Linked DNA regions of Mus musculus: all the other regions are linked to region 1. A link is a loop called in an ENCODE intact Hi-C map of the cell type or tissue named here. Cell type or tissue: heart. All regions are shown on one strand.

Region 1 (2,500 bases):
CTCCCAACCATACAATTATTTTTGAAGCTACTTCCTAACTGTCATTTTATTACTGTTATGAATTGTAATGTAAATATTTTTTGAGATAGAGGACTGCGAAAGGGGCAGTGACCCACAGGTTGGAACTGCTGCCCTTGCTAAGTTCAGACCATACCTGAGCTGCTCCCTCCTCAGCAGCAAACCACTGAACAGTCCTTACAGTGCCAGTTCAGGGGCTGGGAACGGTAGCTCTGGTGGCAGATCCCATGCCTAGGAATCATGAAAGCCTGGATTCCATCCTTGGCAGTGGATAACAGGGCACTGTAGCACACACTTGTAATCCTAGCATTCCGGAGGCAGGACGGTCAGAAGTCGAAGGTTAGGGGCCAGAGAGATGGATTTCAGTTAAGAATGGGTTTTGCTCTTACAGAGAACATGAGTTTGGCTCAGATAACTCAATTGCTAATAACCCCGGCTCCTGATCATCTGACACCTTTTCCTCTGGCCTCCAAATTCATCTACACACATGGGTACATACCAACCCACAGACACACATTCATTTACATAATTTCTACAAATAAATAACTAGGACAAGGTTATACTCAGCTGCACGGCAAGCTCAAGGCCAGCGTGAGCTACCTGGATCCCCTCTGAATACATTTAAGTTAGCTCCTCCTACAATTTGTCTTACCCTCTTTTGGAGAGGCATGCTTTTACCATATGCTGTATATTTTACAGAAGCTTCGATTATTACATTTTGTTTTGTGAGAGAGGGTCTCACTATAGAGCCCTGACTGGCCTGGACCTACCTATATAAAGGCTAACTTCAAACTCATAGAGATCTGCCTGCCTCCGCCTCTTTAGTGCTAGGATTAAAGGCGTGTACCACCATGCCTGTTGATTAATTTTGTTGTTGTTGCTTCTTATTCCCAACTCTTGGCTGACAGTACTCGAACAAGTAACACACGTTAACGTTTAACGGTTCCTGAGTGAAATGGCTTGCGTGGCTCTGGAGAGATAGACGACAGGGGTATTCTGGGATACAGAAGGCCGGATGCCACAAACAGGTTAGTTAGAGGTGAAGCAAGCTACCTAAATTTAGAAAACGTCTACTGATGCCTCAACTGGTGGTCCTCCCTTCCCCAGCTCCTGCTGCACGGCTCGCCATCCCTGACCGGTTCACTGGCGGCTGTCGCGCCGCCCCACGGTGGCCCTGGGCGCCGCTCGGCGACCTCCCCCTGTAGTGCGCGGCCCTCCCGTCGCCCCGCGGCTCTCACCTCTGTCCCGGATTCCGCTCTGCGAAAGTCGCTACACATCGCCCGGCCAGCTCCGCGGGTTCAACCTACCCGCCAGCAACGCCATTTAGCAAAAGCGCGAAAGACGCAGCCAGTCAAAGCAATGACCCTGTGTGCGCGTGCGCACTGTGCGGGCTCGGAGCCAGAGAAGCCGAGGGCATGCGCAGTAAAGCTGCGGCGCCCTCTTGGTGACGCCAGTCTCCTGCGTTTCCTTTAGTCCTTATGGTCCTTATGTTATCTTCAGTTACTCATCTCGACGGGTCTTTATCAGGCAAAATTAACATGTACGTGATTTCTAAATCTTATTTAGTTTTTTGTTTTTGTTTTTTAGAGACGAACTTCCTATGTAGTCGTGGCTGTCCTGGAATTCACTATGTAGACCAGGCTGGCCTCGAACTCACAGAAGTCTGCCTGCCTCTACCTCCTGAGTGCTGGGATTAAAGGCGATCACCACCACTGCCCGTGCTTACTTGTTCTAAAGAAACTTAAAGTACATCTTCCTGCCACGGTTGTGTATGCCTGTGATCCTAGCACTCGGGAGGCTGAGGCAGAGAATCACCAAGAGTCGGATCAGGCTATAGTTTGGGCTGTAGTATGAGATTGTGTCTCAAAGGTACTAGGACAAAAGTTTACTGATTTGGGCTTTTGGTGTGTCAGTGGTCCCAACAACTCCTGAGGCTGAAGCCAGATAATAGTTCGAGCCCAGGAGACTACTCTGGGCAGAACAGCATAACCAGATTAACAGGAGAAGTAACACCGTTACTGAGCAAGCTCGCTCTTCTTGTCCTTTCTTGAGGCAAAAGCCTATGACTGGCTGTGGTATTTATAGATAACTGGGGTGGGAAGAGAAAAATGTATATTGAATTGAAAAGAACTGTGGAAATACACTGAGCCTGTGAAGTTTTCAAGCTCTTGGTTTGGTTAGGTTTGTTGTTTGCCTTTTGTTTGTTTTCTTTCTTTCTCTCTCTCTCTCTTTCTTTCCTCCTTTCTTTTCTCTCTTTTCTCTCTTTTCTTTCTTTCTTTCTTTCTTTCTTTCATTCTTTCTTAGATATTTTCTTTATTTACATTTCAAATGCTATCCCCAAAGTCCCCTATACCCTCCCCTCGCCCTGCTTCCCAACTCACCCACTCCCATTGTCTGGCCCTGGCATTCCCCTGTACTGGGGCATATGATCTTTGCAAGACCAGGGTCTCTCCTTCCATTGATGGCCGACTAGGCCATCCTC
Region 2 (2,500 bases), 270 kb before region 1:
GGTGGTTCCTCAGAAAATTGGACATAGTACTACCTGAGAATCCCACAATACCTCTCCTGGGCATATATCCAGAAGATGTTCCAATGGGTAACAAGGACACATGTTCCACTATGTTCATAGCAGCCTTATTAATAATAGACAGAAGCTGAAAAGAACCCAGATGCCCCTCAACAGAGGAATGGATACAGAAAATGTGGTACATGTACACAATGGAGTACTACTCAGCTATTAAAAAGAATGAATTTATGAAATTCCTAGGCAAATGGATGGACCTGGAGGGCATCACCCTGAGTAACCCAATCACAAAGTAACTCACACAATATGTACTCACTGATAAGTGGATATTAGCCCAGAAACTTAGGATACCCAAGATATAAGATACAATTTGCTAAACACATGAAACTCAAGAAAAGAACAAAGTGTGGACACTTTGCCCCTTCTTAGAATTGGGAACAAAACACCCATGGAAGGAGTTACAGAGACAAAGTTTGGAGCTGAGAGGAAAGGATGGACCATCTAGAGAGTGCCATATCCGAGGATCCATCCCATAATCAGCTTCCAAACGCTGACACCATTGCATACACTAGCAAGATTTTGCTGAAAGGACCCAGATAGAGCTGTCTCTTGTGAGACTATGCCGGGGCCTAGCAAACACAGAAGTGGATGCTCACAGTCAGCTACTGGATGGATCACAGGGCCCCCAATGGAGGAGCTAGATGGATCTGCATCCCTATAGGTGGAACAACATTATGAACTAACCAGTACCCCCAGAGCTCATGTCTCTAGCTGCATATGTATCAAAAAAATGGCCTAGTCGTCCATCACTGGAAAGAGAGGCCCATTAGACTTGCAAACTTTATATGCCCCAGTACAGGGGAATGCCAGGGCCAAAAAGTGGGAATGGGGGGGGGGGGGGATGGGGGACTTTTGGGATAGCATTGGAAATGTAATTGAGGAAAATACCTAATAAAAAATATATATATATATAATTCACAGGTAAGTTGACAAGAGAAAATAATCATCTTGAGTGAAATTACTCATACCTAAAAAGACAAATAGTCACTTATATGTCGATGCTAGCCGTTAAATCACTGATATAAGCAAGCTTCAATCTGTATAGCCGGGAGGGGGGGGGGATACTCTGCAGGAAAGGGAAATTGAATACATATTTATGGATGGGTAGGGAAGAGATTGGAACAGGATGATCAAATAAAAAGAAGTAAAGGAAGGGAAGGAGGGACAGATAAAGCCAAAAGCCATTTGAGAAATTGTATGAAACTTAATACAGTAGACGCTTCTTACACACACACACACACACACACACACACACACACACACACACACGTCAGGGCTTTAAAAAAAAAATTACAGGACCTTAGTTTGCCTTTAATTCCACCACTAGGTGGCAGAGGCACGCAAATCTCTGTTATTTCCAGGCCAGAGAGAGCTACATAGTGAAACCCTATATCAAAAAAAAAAAAAAAAAAAAAAAAAAAAAAAAAAAAATTACAAGTACTTTGTGTATATATTACAGCTTCTATGAGCAAGTGTGTAGTGTCTGCACTCTCCATCTATGTGCATTTCTTTTGCTCTTTCTTAGGCTTTTTCTTGTTTGGCTGTTTTGTTCTATTCCGATTTGTTTGCTTTGTTTTATTTTATTGCTATTCTTTAGAGGCTTGTTTGTAATTCTGAGAGATAGAAAGCTTGAAGATTAGGTATGAGAGGGGAGATGGGAAGGAACTGATAGAAGCAGGGGGAAGGGAAAACATAATATATTGCATGAAAAAAATCTATTATACTTTTTAAAAAAACAACATAGCTCAAATTGATCAACACATCAATTGAATGCAATTTTCTATCAAAATATGAACAATTTTCTTCAAGGAACAAGAAAAGTTAATAACAAAATATATAAGGAAAGACCAGGCATGGTGGTGCATGCTTCAAACCAAAGTAGAGTCAGGTATATCTCTATGAATTTGCCCCTAGTCTGGTACCCATAGGGAGCTCCAGGCCACACGGGGCTATATATGAGGCCCTGACTCAATAAATGAATGCCTTCAGAAGGTAAAACAATCCTGAAACTGTGGAAAAGCAGATAGGGGTATAGAGGGATAGGGACACATGACCTAGAAGAACTATAATACCTGACTTTAAAATATACAACTCGTAGGTAGGGTGTAATTCAGAACTTGAGAGGGATGGAACTAATACTGTAAGTTCTAGACCAAACTGAGCTATAAACAGTATCTCCTCACACACAAACTTTTTAAAAAAAAGGAAAGGAAAGGAAAGGAAAGGAAAGGAAAGGAAAGGAAAGGAAAGGAAAGGAAAGGAAAGGAAAGGAAAGGAAAGGAAGATGCTCCACAAAGTGAGCATGCAATGCAGAAGAAATAAAGCAGGCCCCTAATTCTAAACATGTACAGTTGGGTCATATCATTCCATAAAACCCAAAACTTTGTAACTATTAAAAGTGCAGAAGCGCTTCAAAAATCACCCC
Region 3 (2,500 bases), 180 kb before region 1:
CAGGAGAGTCAGGGCTGCACAGAGAAGCTGACTTGAAAAACCAAAAAAAGAAAAAGGAATTATTTTATGTGTATGAGTGTTTTTTCCTGCATGTGATGTCCCTTGGCCATCCAAGTGGCAGAGGGGTTGAAACGGGATACACCCAAGTTTCCTGCCTCCTCCAGCTTCTTCAGCTTTCTCCACCACAGCTCCATCCACCATCTCTAATGTTACAATTTCCTTTTTCTTGGTAACTCTTTTTAGGAGACTAAGCCATCCACAGGAAGACAAATCACAAAATACCCTGTAACAGGTTGCCTCTTCCTGAGCTTAACATGTCCTTTTAAACCAGGGGCTCAGAGAGAGACAGCCCTGGTGTGTAGCTATTAAACCAACTCTGGTCCTAAGAGCCTTCCTTCAAACCCACTCTCTTGGGGACACCCAGGGCTACACTTGAGCAGCAGGCATCCATCACCACCCTCGCCGCAGGTCTAGATGGTGGTTGCCTGCAGAGGCCAATGCAGGTACTTTGTTAGCATCAGGGCAAGCTTACCCACTGAATGCACTTGACCCTCCCCTCCTCAGGATACCACAAGTGAGTTCTTTTCCCAAGTCTGGGCAGAAACATAATCTCCTCCAATTCTCACACCAACGCTGAACATAGTCAAGTCCAGTATTATTAGCCCCACTTGATAGAGGAAGAAACTGAGACTTATATGTGGTTGGGGGTGGCTGGCAGTTCCCAAGCCTGCAGGAGGAGGAATACCTGTGCAATGTGACCCCGCAAACCCTTCCAGGTCTAAGCTGTGTCCATCCTTCAATCTGATTTATCTGGAATGGCAATGCTAGCAGTGAGTGTCCTTTAAGAACCTGAGATGATCCCGTTGATGGCAGGCTAATTCTCCTAAACCGTTAGTTATACATTCCATTATCCTAGTAGCCCTCCAGGACAGGAACATTGCAGGGCTCAAAACCTATCCCGATCCCACAGTAGGCTCTCTGCCCTGGGGAGACCACGTGACTATCCTGCACACAGCACATACCGGTCCCACCCTGTTTCTACCCTGCCCCAGGGCGTGATCTGCTCAACACTTCCCATTCCCCAGGGCCAGGGAACTCTGGCTCAGAATGCAGGAAGCTGAGCACCTTTGAGCCAGAGCTGGACTCAGTGCTTGCTGAGCTCACAGGAGATCCTAGGTCAGCCCCTAGCTGGGAGCAACCAGATGACAGCAGACTTGGATGGAAAATGTTAGCTAAAGGGATGTCCACAGAAATTTTATTTAGAATTTCCACTTTTATTGAAAGTTAGATTGTTTTCATACAATATATTCTGATCACATGTTCCCCTTCTCCCACACACACCCTAACCCTCTCCCCACCTCCCCATACCCACAGGATTCTTTTTTGAGATGGTTTGGTTTGACATGTTTGTTTTTATAAACAGGGTCTCGTGTAGGCCAGGCTGGCCTCAAATTCACATGGCTACTGAGGCTAGCCTTGACCTCATGACTGACCAGCCTGCTTCTACAAGCCTCCACACCTCAGTTTGGGACTGGGTAGTTGTGCACAAATACAAGGGCATGTCTTTACCCTTAAAACTGACAGACAGACCAAGACTGGCATCACAGAGACCCAACGTTAACCAGCAGTCACCAAGCTCATCCTGTATGTTTGGGGCACGCAGGTTGGTGCTACATTTAAACTCCAGGGCAGCTGCTCTAAAACTGTCCTAGCCAAAGCCTGTGTCATAGAAACACCAGACAGGTCCAGCCACTGAGAGAGTGCTGGAGTGGGGGAGGAGAGAAGAACCTCTTTTTACTGTGTTCCTGCCCTGTGGGATGACACTTATAACCACCTCCAGGGCAGCAGCTGGGATCCCCTCCCCCACTGGAACCAGCATCCAGCAGAGCCTGGAGCTGCCCTGGGGAAAGGGGGGCTGCCTGCCAAGGATCTGCCCACCTGGGGCCACCGCCAGGGCCCGGCCCGAGCCCGGGGCCCAGTCAGACTCTGCAGTCTGTACACAACCTGAAACAAAGTGGGCAAAAGGCTGTCCTTGAGTCCACATGCCTTAGTTCTTACTCTGCTCATCAAGAAATAACAGGAAATAAAGTAAGAAAATGAAAGAATCATAAACTGTTTACAAGAGTAGCTCCTCTCCCAATTCTTGTTCACAGGTGTGTCTACACCATGGGGTCCAGCCAATAGGAAGACTGGGTTGCCTGTTGACTGGATCCCATCTCATGGAAGCATTTGTTTATCCACTAAGCATTTGCTAAACCTGCCCTAGCAAATAGAAAGAGCCCAGCTTGGAGGGAGAAGGGGAACCAGCCATTTTAAGTAAACAAGAAGGCTTCAGATGGTGCAGCATGCTTTGAAGGAAGTAACTGGGAGAGGACAGAAAGTACCTGGTTGGGGGCAGGGAAAGGACCCATTTCAGATCAGCTGACACTGAAGGCTGGCCTGAGAAGTCAGAAGAGATGCAGCTCCACACACAAGCCCCGAAGCCTCAAGTGCAAAGTTG

Evidence for each region. Hi-C counts contacts between places; a loop is a spot of excess contacts. Peaks named below come from ENCODE experiments on the same cell type or tissue, not always from the same donor. Only the 100,000 strongest peaks of a DNase experiment are listed, where the experiment ranks them.
Region 2: it touches region 1 in a loop (2.2-fold over the local background); 2 of 42 quality-filtered maps call a loop at or near these places.
Region 3: it touches region 1 in a loop (2.1-fold over the local background); 6 of 42 quality-filtered maps call a loop at or near these places.

Annotation. Positions count from the first base shown.
Region 1 is chr5:25,704,422-25,706,921 of GRCm38, forward strand. Xrcc2 (X-ray repair complementing defective repair in Chinese hamster cells 2) reads right to left here and starts at 1,376. Exons shown (of 3, transcript NM_020570.2): 1 at 1,257-1,376. The coding sequence starts at 1,295. In heart, a CTCF peak has its summit at 1,228; a DNase peak (open chromatin) is centred at 1,400; H3K4me3 peaks cover 1,888 bases; H3K27ac peaks cover 1,428 bases.
Region 2 is chr5:25,434,878-25,437,377 of GRCm38, forward strand. The region is part of intron 2 of Kmt2c (lysine (K)-specific methyltransferase 2C); the gene reads right to left. Among named protein-coding and RNA genes, the nearest start is that of Kmt2c, 63 kb to the right of the region's middle. In heart, a CTCF peak has its summit at 1,408 (motif pointing right); a DNase peak (open chromatin) is centred at 1,394.
Region 3 is chr5:25,525,250-25,527,749 of GRCm38, forward strand. No RefSeq gene overlaps it. Among named protein-coding and RNA genes, the nearest start is that of 1700096K18Rik, 3.5 kb to the right of the region's middle. In heart, a CTCF peak has its summit at 1,192; DNase peaks (open chromatin) are centred at 1,052 and 1,902; H3K27ac peaks cover 608 bases.